Linked DNA regions of Homo sapiens: region 2 is linked to region 1. A link is a loop called in an ENCODE intact Hi-C map of the cell type or tissue named here. Cell type or tissue: ascending aorta. All regions are shown on one strand. Each heading gives the region's core, and the rest is flanking DNA. Links, peaks and the distances in the headings are about the cores only.

The links. A loop is a pair of places that touch in the nucleus more often than their neighbours do. Peaks named below come from ENCODE experiments on the same cell type or tissue, not always from the same donor. Only the 100,000 strongest peaks of a DNase experiment are listed, where the experiment ranks them.
Region 2: it touches region 1 in a loop (2.2-fold over the local background); 1 of 110 quality-filtered maps calls a loop at or near these places.

The regions. Positions count from the first base shown.
Region 1 is chr3:77,372,971-77,383,245 of GRCh38, forward strand. All of the region lies in intron 2 of ROBO2 (roundabout guidance receptor 2), which reads left to right. Among named protein-coding and RNA genes, the nearest start is that of ROBO2, 340 kb to the left of the region's middle. In ascending aorta, for the core only: no CTCF peak of the experiment used is centred there; no DNase peak of the experiment used is centred there; H3K27ac peaks cover 423 bases.
Region 2 is chr3:77,321,243-77,331,517 of GRCh38, forward strand. The region is part of intron 2 of ROBO2 (roundabout guidance receptor 2); the gene reads left to right. Among named protein-coding and RNA genes, the nearest start is that of ROBO2, 290 kb to the left of the region's middle. In ascending aorta, for the core only: no CTCF peak of the experiment used is centred there; no DNase peak of the experiment used is centred there; H3K4me3 peaks cover 625 bases; H3K27ac peaks cover 2,043 bases.

The sequences.
Region 1 (10,275 bases), core at 1,723-6,722:
GGGTGGAGATGGCTGGTACATTTCCACTTACTCCACCAGGTATGTTAAAATCATAAGTGAGGAAAAAATTATATAATAAAATAAATTTTATAATAAAATAATTAAAATTATTATAAAATAATTAAAATATAATATTTTAAAATTATTATAAAAGTTATAAAATTATTATAAAAATTATTATAAAATTATTATTAAAATTATATAAAATATTATATTTTAAAATTATTATATAATAAAATAATTAAAATATTACAATAAAATAAAGCAAGACATGTGGAAGTATTAGAGGGAAATATCCAGAGATTATCAAGCCATATTTAGTTGCACCTTTTCTCGTGGTATTCCATTTCAGTGATTTTAAAAAATATATCAATGATGAGTCAACTAGATACAAATGTTATTACTTCTGGAATTCACTTTGGCCTTGTTGAACTGAAATAGTTCTATGTAAATGTATATCTGTCTGTCTATCTAATTTGCTTAGTTTTACTTCTATAATACAAGATTTGACCTTTATTTTTCCATTTATTAATATCATATTTCCATGGTAGGTCTTCCTAGAGTATAAAGAAATCAAGTTTCTCAAAAATAATAGTGTTAATATCAAAATTGCGAGTGAGTACAAAGAGCATCATGCCAAGTGAATGGCTTATCTCCAGAAAAGCTGCGTCCTGGTGAAAAGGGGAACTGAGCAAAATGCACATTTTGATTGTGTGTATCAGATAAATTATAGCTGCCAGCAATCCTCTCTATAGGGAGAAAATTCACAGGATGGGTTTATCCAAAGGAAGGAAAAAGGGTCATCTCCCCTACCTTGCTCTTGTCTGAGCCTGCAGTTGCTGTTTTCATTCACTCCCACAGGGGTGATTATAGAGCAGCCTCAACACCAAAGCAGGCAAAAAAAAAAAAAAAAAATGTTGGCGGGGCGCGATGGCTCGTGCCTGTAATCCTAGCACTTTGGGAGGGAGAGGCGGGGAGGATCACCTGAGGTCAGGAGTTCAAGACCAGCCTGGACATGGTGAAACCCCATCACTACTAAAAATAAAAAAATTGGCCAGGTGTGGTGGCGGGTGCCTGTAATCCCAGCTACTGGGGATGCTGAGGCAGGAGAATTGCTGGAACCTGGGAGGCGGAGCTTGCAGTGAGCTGAGATCGCACCACTGCACTCCAGCCCAGGCCGACAACAGCGAGACTCCATCAAAAAAAAAAAAAAAAAAAAAAAAAAAAAAAAAAGCTGGACTAAAGAAAAAAACAAACTACAACCTGAATACAGTCTTTAAAATTATTAGGCCAGTCTTAGTTTTTTTGGTGTTTTCAACAAAAATATCCTGAACCATTAAATCTGGGTTTGAGTCAAGAATGAAATAATAAGTTGAAGTGACTAGACTAAGTTCAGTGAAGGAAAGGAATTGAGAGATTTTTCTTAGGAAATAGATAACTGTTGACAAGTAAATAGTTATTAAAAATATATGTCACTGCAGTGTCAGCCACTTATTTATTTTTAATTAAGGATCTGTTGACCTTTTTGGCCTTAAATAATTGTGTTAAATAGAAAATATTGCCATTTAAACTTCTGTGTAGATTACTGTTAACTATAATTTAGGAATATGCTTCCTTAAAGTTTTTGTAAGTTTATTTTCTGGATCATTTCTCAATGACTTGATTCTTAATTTGGTCTAAGTGCTATTTTCTGATGCTTTTATAGAGTTTACCATGTTGGTTTAAAATATACTTTGCTGCCAGTTTACTAAGAGAGTAGCTGAGATGTACTGACTGAATTACTCTTAGTTGCTTGTATCCTAATTATAGAATTCTTTACTAATCCAAAAGTAATTCAGCAAAAATACTTGACTCAGTAAATTCTTATTTTAATCCTTGTATTTTACTATAAAAAGATATTTTAAAATATTTCTTTGAGACAGACTTTTCTTTCAGTACAATAAGATATATGAATGGTGCTGGGCATGCTGGCTCATACCTGTAATCCCGGCGCTTTGGAAGGCTGAAGTGAGAGGATTGCTTGAGGCCAGGAGTTTGAGGTCAGCCTGGGCAACATAGCAAGACCCTGTCTCTACAAAAAGTTTTTGAAAAATGAGCCAGGTATGGTTGCAACTGCCTGTAGCCCTAGCAATTCAGGAAGCCAAGGTGGGAGGATCATTTGAGGCCAGGAGTTCAAGGTTCCAGTGAGCTATGATTGTGCTACTGTACCCCAGCCTGGGAAACAGAGCAAGACCTTGTCTCTAACAAAGATATATGAATGGAATTAAAATGTTTTCTTGGAGCCTCTTGTCATTGATTTAGAAAGTCTATTTAACCTCTGTTCGGTTCCCAATGACAATAGAATGTCTTTCTTTTCTCATTTATTTTTTCTGTCGTATCATGCAGCTCTCACAGAAATAAAGACAGAACATTAAACAGGTGTACCTTTTAAATTCTAAGATTGTAATTTTATTATTGAATAGAACTTCACTTTTAGTGCTTTCCAAATGATGGTGCCTATTTGATTTCCTTTAAATTCTTCTCTTTACACATGACGATTTCACTTGTGTTGACTAGTAATCTTTGGTTTAACCCTTCCGCACTTTTTGTTAAGTCTAAAGTTTAACCCTTTAGACTTTCTTTACTATGAAACTATCTAAACTAGAAACATACTAGGGTTCAAGTTAAGATAATGAAGAGTCATCTGGTATTAATGGGAAACAGGAGTATGTAAAACCCGAGGTTCTCAACTGTTTTCTTCCTTTCATTCTAGGACAAACATTGATGTGTGAGATATCCCCATGCATTTGAGAACCTTTGCATAGACTGTACTGCAGCCCTACCCCTTTCCCACAACTGTTCACTGCTCACACTTTCTCACCCTTCAGCACACACATAGAAAAAATAGTACTGAAGTGCTCAGTAGTAGTTAAGAGTGAAATTACCGATGATTTCAGTACTGCATTTTAGCCAGAAAAGTCTAAGGTAGGCCTAGGAAGCCAATTCAGACCAAGAGATCCCTTTCTCAAGTAGGTCATGTTTGTGCCTTGAGTTTCTATGGCTCTTTGGCATCCATTGTGAGCGAGATGGACACAGTCCAGGAAATATCCCTAAGGAATAGCTACTGGTAGCAGATCCCATTATCAATACAGTTGTACTATAAAAGGCAAAGGCAAATGAACATTACAATAGGCATTTAACTTTCTTTTTTTTTTTTTTTTTTTTGACAGAGTCTCATTCTGTCACCCAGGCTGGAGTGCACCAGTACAATCTCTGCTCACTGCAACCTCCGCCTCCCAGGTTCAAGCGATTCTCCTGCCTCAGCCTCCTGAGTAGCAGGTATTACAGGCCTGCACCAGTACACCTGGCTAATTTTTTTTGTATTTTTAGTAGAGACAGGGTTTCACCATGTTAGACAATCTGGTCTCGAACTCCTGACCTCAAGTGATCCACCCACCTCAGCCTCCCAAAGTGCTGTGATTACAGACGTGAGCCACCGCACCCAGCTTAACTTTCATTTTTTAAAAATTTATGTCAACAAGCTAAAATTCCTCTTGATTTTGCATTACAGTTAAAATATCACAAGGTATCATTGAAGAAGTTTAGGTGCTCAGTTCCTAAAGGCCCTTATAAAGTCACTTTCCTAGAAGCCGTTCCCTTTTCTCCCTAGGTTGGTTGCATATCCTTCTTGTATATGCTTAGAAAGTCCAGCATTTAACATGCCTAGATCTTGCTGAATGTTAATTACCTGCATATTTTAAGCATCTTTTACCCCTGCATCCTCCATTAGACCGCAAGTCCATTGACAGTATGTACTCAACACTAGCAGAGGGCTGGGCTCAAGTTCTGAAACATGTGTGACTTTGGATATCATAATATCCAATGACCACCCACTTGCCATTTCTACCCTTTCTATTATTCAATTGGTATAATTCTGACTAGCAGAAGTATTTTAATTCAAATACCATCATTTTCTGAAAATAATCATGCTACATCTATGACAAAGTGTCACCTAAAATTATTTCCTCATTCTCATTAAGTAGAAATTCCTAGGCCAGGTTTATTTATTTGTAAATCTCATAAGTTTGGATTTAACAGTTCTTGTTTATTAAAATCAATTATGTGGTGATTTGTGAGTTTGACCAAAAGCTGATTTCCCTACTTTATTTTAGAAATTTATATCTTCAGTCTATACTGTTTTTATATTTGGATATAAAATAAATTTACATTATTCAAAAACATAAAATTCAAAAGTATAAAGGAATAAAATTCAAAATTCAAATATAAATGAATAAGCAATAAAAATTATCTTGTTCCCCTAGCCCATCCATTGCTCTTTCCAATGGCAACTGATGTTGTAGTTTCTTGGTTATTCCTCCTAAAATATTTTGTGAAATACACCAACAAATTCATATACTGTGTAAAAGGTACATTAGTTTATTCCCTTTGAAAAACAAATATTGATATACTATACAATTTTTTGTCCTTGAAATTTTTATATAACATATTACAGTGATCTTAATCCATACAAGAGAACATCCTCATTCACTTTATAACTAGATAAGCATTCTATTACATCTTGTATACAAGTTGAGTTTTGTTCGTTGTGTTTCATTTATGGGATACAAATCCAGCAGGAATTTACACACAAGTCAATAATGTCCCCAAGACCATATGAAAGATATGAGACCTCGATCCTTGGCAGGACTGACTGTCCATTGTACCATGTTGTTAAAGTGACTGAAGGTTATTGACTTACTGCAATAGGAGTTAGATATCTGATTTAGTTGAGTATATCCATTTCAAAAGGAAAACCCAGGACTTTTGGTGTTTAATCATTTTGTGAACCTTACCTTAACCCTTTCCCATTAGATTGGACATAAACAATGCTTAATATCAGTGACTAATGGTATTAGTTCTTCAGCCTGGCGGCCAAACAGAGCAGTTCAGAACTAATCAGCAAGATACAATCAGATAGATGCCAGAGGTGAGGGATAATTTTTATTTTCTCTGTTCTGACTCTCTGGAGTTTCCTCTTTGCAGTAATTTAGGTCATGTCTATATTTACTGGATGAAAGATTTATCTGTTGAATTCTTTAAATGGTGGCACCAACTAAATCTAGTTCTTTGCAACAGACTTTAGAAAGATTAATATGTTCTATGCTTTCTAAAAAAGGTAGTATAGATAAGACTTGTCCCTTTTTATTTGAAGTTAGAATGAAAGTAACATTTTTGAAAATTACCATTGTCTTATTGAAACTCAATAGGTAAGTATCGTTCTCCCTAACTTGAAGGTTCAGCTAATATTTTGTTGAGAACTTGCACTTTGCCAGGTACTATTTTAAGAGCCCTACCTGTATTAACTCTTTGAGTTCCTATAAGGTAGGTGATGATGTTATCCCCATTTTATAGAATGGGGGAACTGAGAAGCAGAGAACTTAAGGACTTGCTCAAGAAAACAGCAGAACTAAGATATTGTAAAGCCAGAATTAGAAGCAAATAAATAACAACAAACAGGACATTTGGCTCCAGTGTCATTACTTTCTATGGCTAAATTTATGCGACTTCTCAGAGGAAACTCTAGTTCCAGAAGCTCAAAGTCATGTACCTGCAAAGTGGTAAAGCCAGGATTTGAACCCAAATCTGACATCAAACTCTGTAGTTTTATTCACTGTATAAATAGAGAGATATGATTAAATATATGTATTGATATATAAATATAGGTAAATATATTTGAAATAGGCTATGTGATTTTGAAGTGGGTGAATTTTCTCTTGTGCCGTCTCTGAACCGGTGTTAGATTTCTTGAACTGTTTTATGATTCCATGCTATGGTTAACTATGCAATTACTTCTGCATAGATGCCCGAAAAAATCTTTACTTAAGATCCATTCAATTCGTGTTTCTTCGGTAAAGTCTTCCCTGGCCATGCTTTCCCCAACCCGGCATGCGTAACAAGTCAAGATTATCAGTCACTCCTTGATGTCACTTCTGTGTCTTCTTTTTTTTTTTTTTGGAGATGGAGTTTCGCTCTTGTTGCCCAGGCTGGAGTGCAATGGCGTGATCTCGGCTCGCTGCAACCTCTGCCTCCCAGGTTCAAGCGATTCTCCTGTCTCAGCCTCTCGAGTAGCTGGGATTACAGGCACATGCCACCACGCCCAGCTAAGTTTTGTATTTTTAGTAGAGACGGGTTTTCACCATGTTGGTCAGGTTTGTCTCGAACTCCTGACCTAGTGATCCACCTGCCTCGGCCTCCCCAAGTGCTGGGATTACAGGCGTGAGCCACAACGCCCAGCAACTTCTGTATCTTTTTACATAACTTAGTTAAGGTACTTACCAATACATGCATGCCTTTTGTTAATCTGCAATACCTTTATATAAAATATGGTGACTTAATTTTGTATCCAAAGTATGTTACATGCTATCTGACTCCTGGTATGCACTCAATTAAAAAATGTAGGAAGTCTCTGTGAATGTATTCTGGTTCGAGGGTTGCCTGATTAAAAAAAAAAATTAAAAGTCAATGACTCTGACACCATCCTACATTTGTCTAACTTAATACGTCAGTAGCTGTAATGAATTAGAGCTCTATAACTTGAAGAAATGTGATATTGTTTGATAAAGTAAATATAGAATAAAATCTTTGTACGTCGTTTGTTCAGATGAACATTTTAAAAATAATAAATGACGTTTATCCTTTGTCCCCATGTGTGAATCAAGTCTGTGATATCTCTAAACTCTGGTACTCTGAAATATCTCTTCCTGACCTGCTACTTCACTTCAATACACTCCTTCACTCCCGCAGAGCTTGCTCTTAGCTTCAGCAGGATCTCTTCCTGTTCCATCCAGATGCCCTTTCCTAGCCTTGGTGCTCCCACTCATCTTCTAAATGACAGCCAGCTCAGACTCCATTCACCTTTCTAGTTCCCCCGAGAGAGTCTCAATCCCATGTCAACTCAGTTGTTAGCTTTCACCCTGCACCTCTCAGCTCACTGCATACAGGCGGAGCATCTGTCTTTTTATCCCCAGGGAGAAGCAAAGGTATTTGGATTGCCCTAAAACACTCAGGGAGGACTTAACGGATAGTCACTTCTAAAGCACTCTTTCTGTTCCAACCCTTTCACTGTGTGCCTCTGTGCAGTAGAGAAGTGAGTCTACTAATATTAATGTGTGAAACAAGGAACACTTATCAAAGTAGCTGCCATCAGTGAGCCACCTGAAGTGGAATTTTATTTGTCTTGTACTCAGCACCAAAGCAGAATATCTTGCTTTTTTTGGAAGAAATCAAAATAACACAGATTTTACTTTGGAAGATGAAACACACTAGCATGTCTCATCTGTTCCTTCTTGATGATCTGTCCTCCTGGAAGTATGACAGTGTTGACGTAGATGTACTGAGTTCATGGAACACAAGCCTATTATCGTTCCTCTCTGTCATATGGAAAGAGGAGAACTGAGAGATTGAGAAAAAAGTTAAAACACAGAGGACCCAAGTGTAACGTCATGTTAAAACATTTTTGAAATTATGCAAAGAGAAATAACTATCAAAGGAGAAGAATGAAAATCAATGAGTAACAATTAAAAGACGGGATTTTTTTTAGAATTCAAAAATTAATAGAATTGGTAGTGCTTTATTTTCTTATACAACATTTATTTAGTGATATCTAAACGTTCTTTGGCTAAAGTGCACCTTCTTTTTTTCTCCCTCTTCCCTCCCTCCCTCTCTCCCTCCTTCCCTCCCTCCCTCCTTCCCTCCCTTCCTTCCTTCCTTCCCTCCTTCCTTCCATCATCACAGGTGTGAGTGTTACAGAGATTATCTCAATGGTTAATCTGTATAAAGATGAATATTTCCTTTATTTCTCTCCGCTGATTAGCGCTGTCTCAAATGGCAAATGTTTTAAACCCTGATCTTTTGATGCACTTCCTGCAGCCTCACCCCACCCCCAAACTCAAAGAGAGTAAAATCACAGTGTTCCTTTCTCTTTCTCCCCGTGAAACTGGCAAATCCCCACCACTACCCTTGCTACCCCACCCATCACCATTCATTTCTAAAGCAGACATTTAGAATAATCAGGACAGCATTTTGGCAGGGCGCAGTGGCTCACGCCTGTAATCCCAGCACTTTGGGAGGCCTAGGCGGGGGGATCACGAGGTCAGGAGATCAAGACCATCCTGGCTAACACGGTGAAACCCCGTCTCTACTAAAAATACAAAAAATTAGCTGGACGTGGTGGCACCTGCCTGTTGTCCCAGCTACTCCGGAGGCTGAGGCAGGAGAATTGCTTGAACCCGGGAGGCGGAGGTTGCAATGAGCCGAGATCACGCCACTGCACCCCAGCCTGGGTGACAGAGGGAGACTCCATCTAAAACAAACAAACAAACAAACAAAGACAGGATTCTTACACTTCCTGTTTCCATAGAATCTATAGAAGGTCTAAAGTACCTAGGATGCCGTATTAGTCCACAAAGCCATGATCAGATTTCCAGTCTCTTGAGCCTAGCTTAGATCTTCAGAGGCACAATGCAAGACGGTTTTTAACAGAGAAAATGTGCATGAAGGACCTTTTAAATTATAGCTTCTAAACTTTCAGCATCCCTTCAATGATTTCATACTCTGACTATTTTTGCATCTTCCTGACATTTGCAGTTCCCTTGAGGCATATATTACAGTACACACACTACCCATGGTTAGATAATCACAAGTTTAGATATTTGTGAATGTTTCAGCTGTGAAGAAGAAAAATGACTTCAGGCAAGGGTACTTGTGAACATCATCATTGAAAATCTCAGAAAATTCCATTTGCATATATCCACATATGTGAGCACTTGGTTGATTCTCCTCCTTTACTTTTGCTACTATTTTGTTTTGCTTTAGGTCTTCCTTTCTTTTCATTTATTTTTAAACCAGAGTACATTTATCCTGGACATTTTCTGATGTTTATGGGGGGTGAGGGGCTATGTGAAACTTGATGCCAATTGACATGAAATCTATTTTTCTGAAGAGAAATTTGAGGTATCTAGGAGAATGCATTTTCAATCCCTTCTCACCATTAACGTGTATTAAATGCCCAAGCTAAGTTTGTCCTTGATGTTTGCAGAGAACCTAAAATCTCTGGAGAAATCAGATATTTTAGGGTCATACCAACAAAGGAACACATGAAAATGAAGGTTACTCAGAAACAAGCTTTTTAAAGCTGAGGCATAAATGGCAGAGCTGCCCATTGAGTAAAATGTTCTGCACCGTAAGAGTGAACCGGAAATGGATAGAAAAATAAATTAACATTTAAAATTATACTTTGTGTTTAAGAATTGAGAAAATTTGATAGGCCCTGTAAAAAACACCATTAGAATGAGAACATTCTAAATTACATCGTTGAAATAGTAGAAAACACATGTCCTTTTTTTTTTTTTTTTAAAAAGTCTTTTTTTAGGTGTTTTAAGTAATTCTCTTTTTCTTTTTCTTCTTCTTTTTTGTAATTTCAATAGCTTTTGGGGTACAAGTTGTTTTTGGTTAAATGGTTGAATTGTGTAGCGGCGAATCCTGAGATTTTAGAGCACCTGTCATCTGAGTAGTGTACGTTGAACCCAGTATGTAGTTTTTCTCCTTCACCCCCTTCCCAACCTCTTTCTTCTGAGTCTCCAAAATCCATTTTACCACTCCACTCTGTCTGCCTTTGCATCCCCATAGCTTACCTCCCACTTACAAGTGAGAACATACAGTGTTTGGTTTTTCATTTCTGAGTTACTTCACTTCAAAGAATGGCTTCCGCCTCCATCCATTTGCTGCAAAAGACGCTACTTTGTTCTTTCTTATGGCTGAGTAGTATTCCATGGTGCATATATACCACATTTTCTTTATCCACTCATTAGTCAATAGGCATTTAGGTTGCTTCCATATCTTTGGATTTGTAAATTGTGCTGCAATAAACATATGTGTGCAGGTGTCAAAAAAGATCTATTTGTAATGTTTCATTCCTAGTTGCCAACATGCCAACAAAATACTTTTTTTTAATGACAGAGAACTTAAAATTGATGTTGAATTTCTGTTTTTCTTTTGTTACTTTTTACAAGTATCTGCAAGTTTCTTGCTGCTAGGAAGCATAAAATAGAAACTATTTGCATATGCATTTAAAATAACTTCTGACTTATATCTTATTTTCATTAATAAACTTCAGCTACTTCACTGGAAATAATTTTATTACCACCTTGTATATAGTTGATAAGAAATGAGACTCTAGAACCTCATTAGCATGTTTCCTTAGACACATAATTTAACCTCAATTTTCTCATCTGTAAA
Region 2 (10,275 bases), core at 3,183-8,182, 50 kb before region 1:
ACAGTGGCTCATGCCTTTAAACCCAGCACTTTAAGAGGTCAAGGTGGGAGGATTACTTGAGCCTGGGAGTTCAAGATCCGCCTGGGCAACACAGGGAGACCCCATCTCCACAAAATATTAAGAAATTAGCCGAGCATGATGGCACACACCTGTGGTTCCAGCTGCTTGGGCGGTTGAGATAGGAAGATCACTTGAGCCCAGGAGTTCGAAGCTGCAGTGAGCTGTGATTATGCCACTTCACTCTCCAGCCTGAGTGACAGAGAGAGAGACCCTGTCTCAAAAGAAGAAAAAAAGAAAAAAGAAAAGTTTGATACTGGAAAAATTTTAGAGAGAGGCGATAGAATCACTAGATAGTTAAAATTTAAGTATTAGAATTTAAAGGGCACTAGAGATTAGTTGAGTGTTACAGTTTTAACTTGAACTTATTCGTTCACATTCATGTAACCACTACAAAAGGATTTAAGCAATGCCAAGAATGAGCTATAATTTAGACAATGTGCAGGAAATACAAGGACAACTAAGACGGGCAAGCGGCAAGTGAACCGAGAACTGTGCAAAGAGATGAGTACTAATGGAAATATGTACAACAAACTAAGAGAGTACACCAAGGACAAAGTGGCCCTTTGTTTGAGACGGATGAAAGGACAGTTAAGTACAGAAGATAAGTGTAAATGATCAAGAGTTTGGGCACAGTGCACGGGTATTTTCCATGCACATAGCACCATGGGAAGTGGTTCTGAGCAATCAGGAGATAACAGGGCTTCAAGTATGGAAGGCTTAAATGGAGAGAGCTGAGGGAGACTTGTTGTTAATAACTTTGCTAGAGCAAGTCCTAAGCAGGCACTGTTTTATACCATAATAAATAATCAAATGAGAGAATATGAGGTTTGGTTCCCCAGGCTCCACACGTGACTATGAATAATCTTATAAATAATAGACTTATTCACAAAACACAAGATAGTCTAGAATAACCGAATGAAATGATGTTTTTGTGCTTCTTTGACTTCCTACCAAACATAGTGTTCCTTGGAAGGAATTATGTTTGACACTGTATTGTATGACTGGAAAAAAATCTATAATGAAGAGGTGCTCACATATGAAGTAGCACTGAGAAAGTTCGCTTCAACAGAGGTCTGGTGATGGGAGAATTAAGCATAATCAAAAGTTCTAGTTGCATTCTGAAGTCAATTTCAAGTTGTCAGTCCTAATTGGGAGTGGGGTTTGTCTAACATAATGCTTAAGACATTTTTTGGTGGCAAAATTTCTCAATTTAAAGGAACATGATACAAGCTCAGAAAAAATGCAGCAAATTGATGACTAAGACCTAGGTAATCTGTAAGTAAGGAAATGGGATGTCAGGAGAGAAATTGACATTTGTTTAGATAATATCCACACTTGGTTGGATGGACTATATTTTATAGATATTTTCATTCTTGAATATTTTAGTTTCTAAGATCTTTATTATGAAACAAGAACATAGGTCTAATATATATGTTATATGTTTATTTATATATAATATATTATATTATACATATGTATTATAATATATTATGTAATATATTATATTATACATATGTATTATAATATATTATGTAATATATTATATTATACATATGTATTATAATATATTATGTAATATATTATATTATACATATATTATGTATTATAATATATTATATATTATGGATAATATAATATATTATATTATATTATGGATAATATAATATATTATATTATATTATGGATAATATAATATATTATATTATATTATGGATAATATAATATATTATATTATATTATGGATAATATAATATATTATATTATATTATGGATAATATAATATATTATGTATGTTAATACTATGTAACATATATATTACAATTATAAAAAAAGTGTATGTAATTACTTGTATCAAATAGTGTTTTATCTGACTCCCTCCATGTCCATAAACATATTTCCCACACTGACTATCACCCATGTTCCCTCCTACCTTTACATACTCAAGGATTTCCAACTGCCCAGGACTATGACCTTCATGTCCCAAGCACATTAACCCTCCTTTGGCAATACTCACCTGCTGTTGACTTTTCATACTTGCTCTCCTGAGTTGAGACTTAATTGTATCTCTCAAGACCCTGATATCAGGTATAAGATGAGATCAAGTTTATAATCTAAGAAGCTCCTCCATGCTAATAGAATAACACATTTGCATTTTGACCTGTTCTTTCTTCCAAAATTAATCAAGAAAAAGAGCTTTTCTGTAGAACATGGGCTATTTGAGAAAATGTGTATCAAATGAGTTTGTCATCATTTAATCACACCAAGTGCATGCCTTTGGACTCTATTTGTGTATAGAGCTAAACCAATATTTGATAAATGTTTGCAATACTGATAACAAATTTCTTAGATAAATGGGCAATGTTATTCTTGTCTTTTAAAGATGAAACTCCTGAAAATGATTACAAAGCCCATTGCTTCATCACACACAGACACATCCACACAAACACACCATACACACACACACAATTTTCAAGCTTTGAAAGGCTCATGTGTAAGACAAAGGGTATTTTCAGTAGGCTTGGAAATCACTTGGCATTTTTGAGATTTGCCAAACAGCTTGAGATATTTAAAAATATTTTTGTTCAACCAAATTCCAAACATGTTTTTCTGAGTACTTTTTTTAGGTCAATTTTTATAACCATGTGTAATTTCAAGAAAATTTAACCCATATGTTTGTTTCTGTTAGTGTATATTCAGATTGATTTATAACACAGATGTAAGTATTTCTCTTAACACTGGTATATGAAGAGGGTGAGAGGGTCTCCCAATTTGCTGCTTGGGACAGTCCACAGTGAGACTTTAGATTAATGGTCACAGACTATAACCCAGTTCTAATCTCAACACAGTCTCCATGATAAAAGTCACAGGGGACTGGCTATAAGTGTCAGCAAAAGATCAGATCCAGTTACTGCAGTATGTTGATGAATATGTGTGTTCCTAGCATGGACTCAAAAGATGGAACTCTGACTGATGACTGTACAGCACTGTGAGAATGAAGCCCTTAAGTGCTACTAAAAGGTCTTTACCAACTGTGATGAAAAACTGCATCTGTGAGTAATGCTACTTACTGGCAAAATAGGACTGTGACCTGCCAACATATTCCATTATTTTTTGTGGCATCGAGTATAAAAGTAGACCCGTTGTCCAGTTGTAGGGAAAGTAGAAACACAAGTCAAAATACTACCATACTTCATAGGCCGGGCGCCGTGGCTCACGCCTGTAATCCCAGCACTTTGGGAGGCCGAGGCGGGCGGATCACGAGGTCAGGAGATCGAGACTATCCTGGCTAACACGGTGAAACCCCATCTCTACTAAAAATACAAAAAAATTAGCCGGGTGCAGTGGTGAGCGCCTGTAGTCCCCCAGCTACTCGGGAGGCTGAGGCAGGAGAATGGCGTGAACCTGGGAGGCGGAGCTTGCAGTGAGCCGAGATCGCGCCACTGCACTCCAGCCTAGGCGACAGAGAGAGACTCCGTCTCAAAAAGAAAAAAAAAAAAAAAAAGCTACCATACTTTACAGGGATAGCAAAAATGAATTTTTAAACTAGCGCGTGTTTCCTGTAATTCTTAAAATTAAACAGAAATAGAAAAACTCTAACAAGAACCTCAGATTCAGCCAATGTGCCACCTTAGAAGTGATATTCTCTCCATAGCCAAGATGCTGTAGGTAGGAATGAATAATAACAGGATGTCAGAGTAAGTGCCAAGTGGAAGGAAATTAAAGTATAGTTATGATGTAAGGGGGCAGACATAGGTAATTTTAAAAACAACAATATTTTAGAAATAAGAAATGATTCATAAGTATTGCTTGTGAATGCAAACCAAAAGTCAGATACCACATGCATAATGAAGTGTGACTCTATCCAAATACTTACAACATTTTCAGGGAAAAAAATATATTCTCTGATCCTGAATGTTGTGCCTACAGAGGAAAGAAAATGAACCTGTTTACTAGAGGGAGAAATCTCAGTGACTGAAGAAGTCAAACAACTTTTTGAACTCTGAGAGCCACCTTAGCTGTTCTGCTTCAGGGTTTTGGGCAACATAACATCTTTATGAATGTTACCTTATAGAACGTTAGTTATACCAGAGCAGACGCAACTGGGGATTTGACAACTCTGCCACACTTTGACTGGACTGACATTTCCTTAGCAGTAACAAGCTGCTGCTGTCTGGTGCCATGGGGGCCCTGGGCTTGATTTAGTAGCACTGACATTGACTGCTTGTTATTTCATATCTTAGAGCTGTCAGGAGGCAACTGATGTCAGCATAAAATTATTTGATAGCTCTGCATCTTGGGCAAAATGTGAATCTATTGATGTTATAAAATGGCCATCAAATTCTTGGAATTAGGGGGTGGAGATAATGGAGAAAGAAAACTCACCTGGTTTATTGTTAAGTAATCTTTTGTTTAAAATTTGGTTCACATAAATATGAACTGTAACTATCTATTAGGCACATACTGGTTGTACTCATTAAACTACATGCTCATCCAATTCTAACAGTTTCAGAGGATAAATAGTATTATTTTGATCCTCATTTGACAGTACAGATTATACTCCTGGAAGATGGAAAAGCTGGGACGCAAATGCAAACAATCTGGTTCCAAGATCCGTGCTTTCACCTTGAGTTACATGGTTTTTCCCATGGAATTGAAGATCCTAGATTCATAGAATTCTTTCCTTGAGCTGCCATTGATTTTTTTCTTTAGTTTTAATTTTAGAAAACATTTGCTCATTTTATTGAGGGAAAATAGCAATTAGCACCTTGTGTGATCTGATAAATACTCACTGAATGAAAAATGGAACTTTTTATCATCCTCATAGCTTTTCTGGAGTAACCGTGTATCCAATGGAATGATTCCAGTCGTAAATGGAGTTGGTCAAAGACTAATTCTCTCATTACAATACTTACTTTAACACAGTATTTGAGAACACTTTGAAAATGTGAGGAGTAGTGAGTAAATGTGGGGAATTTTGTGATTAATAATCTCAGTAGTAAAGACTATTAGAAGCTCAGAAGCTCTCACAAAATATGCAAGAAATACTTATCAAATTTATGAATTGTATCTCAGTTTACCACTCTGTTGATCAAATCACTTATTTTTAAACATAGTGATCTTCAAATATAGCCATTTCTAAGGAATGCATTTGCTTCTTTCTGAAAATCACCTGACAACCCCAAATCATTTCCATTTATATTTTGTATATCCATTGATCTTGTTTTGTGTTGTTTAAAAGTATAATCTTTTATGTTTTTTGATTAACTTGAACAATGACAGATCACAATTTAATTTCTAGAATGTGTCTTTGTATGTGAATGCGTTTCTTTTTTTCAAACAAATCACAAAGGTCTGGGGGAATTGTGATTCTCTAATTCGAGCTCAGTATATACCAGTTGAAAGCATTTAGTTGTGATTAAAACAGATTGAAGGAGATAATCCCTCTGAGAAAGCAGCTTCAAATAGCTTAGCAGCGCTTCTTCAGGGATAAGAACTAACACAACACAAGCTAATTCCTCCAAAGTCTCCCTGGTGGAGCTGTGGACGTACCTTTCATTTGTTGTTTTTCTTCCTTACTGCGTTCTATTTGAATTCCTCTTAAATATGAATTCTGCTTTAATAACACTTTACTCATTTTGTTTTCCAAGAACCAACATTTAACCTTTTGTGTTAACTGATACAGGGAGATACACTTCATATAATATTAATAAATGAAGAGTGTGCAGGCAGTTCTCAATTTACAATTGAATGATATTATAAAAGTTCATAGGTAAGTCATAGACAATTTAGAACTCGGGATAGAATTTATCATAGAAATGTTGTTCTATATAAAATTTGGTTTCTTGGTTAACCCTTCAAAGCCTATTGAACTCTCAATGTAGCCGAATATACCTTATGTAACTAGTACAAGTTCTGCATAGCGGCAGTTCTATGAGAATACTTCTAACCAATGTTCTGGATTCAATATCGGGAAGAAAAAACGCCTTTTCCTTGGGAGTGCCTTCAAATTTATTTCGTTCACAGTGTATGTCATTTCGAGGGTCGGAGAAACTGACAGGTCTGTATCTTCTGGGAGTAGTGTGCTGGAGATGGGAGAAAGAGAAAGAACTAGATAAATAACAAATTGTAGGGTGAGATTTTCTTCATTTTCCTATTCGCTTGGATATGCTGTAACTCCATTTTACAATTTAAGACCATGCCCTTGAAAACCGGACCCATTATTGGAGAAGGGATGAGTAAAGTGCATATATGGACCCCAACTATTAAAGGCTAAGAAAAGAAAAATGGAAGCAAATGCCCAATGACAATAGGCAAAGAAGTTATGACTCCTTCAGCCAAGCCCAACTGAAGATAGAAGTGGTACAGATCTCATGTTCCTGGATATTAGACACATATGGAGCAATGAAATTTCAAAAACTATGTTGACCCTTAACTATCTGTATTAAAAAACATTGAAGATTTAATGGCCAGGTGTCGTGGCTCATGCCTGTAATCCCAGCACTTTGGGAGGCCGAGGTGGGTCGATCACCTGAGGTCAGGAGTTTGAGACTAGCCTGGACAACAATGGCGAAACCCCGTCTCTACTAAAAATACAAAAAATAGCCAGGCATGGTGATATGCACCTGTAATTCCAGCTACTTGGGAGGCTGAGGCATGAGAATCGCTTGAACCTGGGAGACGGAGACAGAGGCAGAGGTTGCAGTGAGTGGAGATCGCACCACTGCCTTCCAGCCTGGGTGACAGTGTGAGACCGTATCTCAAAAAAAAAAAAAAAAAAGAAAAGAAAAAAAAAGGAACATTAGAAATGTTCCTGTTTACTCACCCGCTTTTCCTTCCCCACTTCCCCCACACCCCTCTGCCCCCATCACTTCCTCTTCCCTCCCAAAATTGCTTTAAGGATTTTCCTTTCTGCTGCGCCCATGATGCAGTGATGGTGAGCCACACAGTACATTACTGTAAGTCCCTGTTGAGTTGAGGAATTAACCAAATGCTACCACAGAGTTTATTAATAAAGTTTAGGCCAAATTGTGAACGGAATTATATTTTAAGACACAGAACACAGTTTGCTATGTAAAGTTTTGTAAGCTGGAGCAACAATGCAGAAACTAATATTCTGTGAAGAGTTCCTAGCAAGCCAGAATTAATTGACTACCAGCGTCTAACCAAACCTAAAGTTCTAATCTAGCTTTTATATACAGATCACCTGCCAGCACTTCATCATTTTGTATATGCTGTTTGCTATGCTATTATTTGGTGATTGATCTGCTGTTTAACTTATAGTAATGATGATGGCCTGGCGTTAACAATAATGGCATATGTTAAAAATGTAAGAGAGCATCTCAGCAATAAAAGAGATAGATATAGTTCAGAACCTTTTCACATTGCATTGCCCCTGTTAATGTTTCACAACACTTTATACTCTGAAAAAATAAAAATAAAAAAAGGAAGTGGCATAAAAATAGCATGTAAAGTGTTATTCCCACATGCTGTTCTTGGTCTTTGGCATGCCTGTTATCCCCACATTCTCCAAAAATGACAAGAATGCATCCCATCTGATACATCCTGTGAAAAATTTAAGAGCATATTTGAAAACACAAAATACTGTTTTCATAAACTGCTGAAATCTGTGATAGTTTGGCAGTAATCACAGGAACAATGCTGGAACACAACTTTTAATTTTTTCTTTTCCTTGCGTTCTCTTGTCAAACTCAGTGAACTTCCCTGTTCTGTATTGCTTTCTGATGTGTTGATCCAAGTCTCCCTAAAACCCACATGCTAATTCCTGAACAGAGTTTAACACTTGACTTTTCCCCATTAATTAATAGTCCAGTGTTGATATCGATGTAGTCTTTCTTTTGTGGATAAAAAGAAGCAATCTGAAGCTAATTTAGCATTGGGAAAAGTAGTAACACAGCTTTTAAGAAAAAGAGGAATGAAGCAATGGGCAAAACCAGCTGTAAGATCTTCTAGACGGATACGTGTGGCTACAGTTCTATCAAGGCAAGAATTGGCAGAACTTTGGAAACTTCTGTTTCTATTTTTATTCTTTTATACTCCTTCAGAATTTAAGAGTCACTCCTTGTCTCCATGACAAAACATAACAAATGCTGTTTGTTCTAGTGTTTAGGCTAATGACATAACGTGTTAACCCTTGGTTACACAGAATAACCTTCACATTAAGAGTAATCCTGCACCATTTATGAAACATAAGCATCACACCTGGCAGCTTTTTGTCAATAAGCATATTTAAAAGAAATTCCAAAACAAAGAGTTCAGTGTAGTGACAGTGATACTATAGTGACTTCTTCAGCCATGTTTTGCTGGATAATTAATTCTCCTTAATTCTGATTCTCTCCTGCCCTGTGCCTCACATTGGGTCTATACTTCCCACAGTGCTTAGGAGATGTGCATTCATCCAATTTGTACAGTCAGTCTAAGGATTCAGGCAGACTACATAATTCGTTAGAATACACTGACTGTGTTGACCAGATTATAACCTGTCTCTGCTTTTGGTGTTATGTGAGGGCGGCACAATGACAGAAACAATGGTAGCTAATACCTATGTATGCTTACTGTATTTGGCACAGATTATCTCATTTAGTTCTCACAGTCCCAAGCTTGGAGTTATAAAGGAAGAATTCTTGGAGATGATGGAAGCTCAATAAAGCCAAAAAACATGAACTTCACCATTAGACAGACTCAAACTAAGTTAGTAATATTTCTACTTTTCCTTTTTTTCTTTTTTAATATAAATTAAACCATTTACTCCTCTCCTCTACCCTAAAGTCCAAATGTAATATATATTAAGGGATATGATTTGTCCTGATTTGGTGTCCATACAAATTCTCTGTGTCAGAGAATAACCTAGAACTTGGTATGCTTTATGATTAATAATCTTTCAATATGTTGTTAAAGATTTTATTTATACTTGTGGCTGGGCACAGTAGCTCATGCCTGTAATCCCAGCACTTTGGGAGGCTGAAGCAGGTGGATCACTTGAGGCCAGGAATTTGAGACCAGTCTGGCCAACATGGCAAAACCTTGTTTCTACTAAAAATACAAAAATTAGTCTGGTGTGGTGGCACATGCCGGTAATCTTAGCTACTCAGGAGGCTGACGCAGGAGGATTGCTTGAATCTGGGAGGTGGAGGTTGCTTTCAGCTAAGATCACACCACTGCACTCCAGCCTGGGCAACAGAGTGATTTATTTAATCTTTATTTTCTCCAAAAAGAAAATAAAGATTATACTTATACTTGAGTAGCAGTCAGTTATAAATGAGCTGAGAGGGTGAAGTAAAGAAGCCTGTATAGACAAATGAACAGAGACAGACTTTTGTGATGCGTCTTTAAGGGATTATTAGAAGATCATTTTGGAGTGGACAACTCAAGAAAGAAAACTTTGGTGGGAGGTTTTACAAGGTCTTCAAGGCAGGCAAAGAAATGTGGGTTTTGATCTGACCACATTATATGCACTTTGCTTATTTATCGTTGAGGTATATTACTGAACACTGTCTTATCCTATTTCAGTAATAATCTTTGTTTATTTGGTAAAGTATTATTTTTTTAAGGGTTAGCAATTCTAAGTTCCACCATGAAGCAGTCAAGTGAAATTGTTTCTCAGTATTTGATTGACTTGATTCATCCATTTTCAAAGAAAAGGTAAATCATATAGTATTCTGTATGATGTAGACTGTGTCACTCAGAGTGAAAAAGTTACCTTTGTCTTCTACCATTTGAGAATGTGCTGTTGAATTTGCGAAGAAAAGAGCCCTGAGGCATTAATCATACACATTCTCCAATCTAGATTTCAAAATGTTCAGTAGATGTTTAGGGTATGACAGAAGAATATTAAGCCCGTTAATACGGTAATTACAGTGTTTCTTGCTTCCTTGTACCCTGAACTGATTAATACATAAACAGGACTCAAAATATAAACTTTATGTTTAGTGAAAGTGCCAATATCTATGTCTGAATTCATCAATGCCATCTTAGGAACCAGGCAATATCTGTTCACTGCCTAGTGCCTTAGGGAGACTGTTTAATGAGGAGATGTGAAGCCTTTTACAGTTTATTGTTGATGACATTTTGAGGACACTTGCAGTGGGGTAGACTGAAAAACAATAAAGCTGGGTATTTTCTTGGATATGGTTTATGTGCCCCAGAGTGTTGTATCAGATTTTATCAGTAATCAAATTTCTACTTGATAGCAAAAAC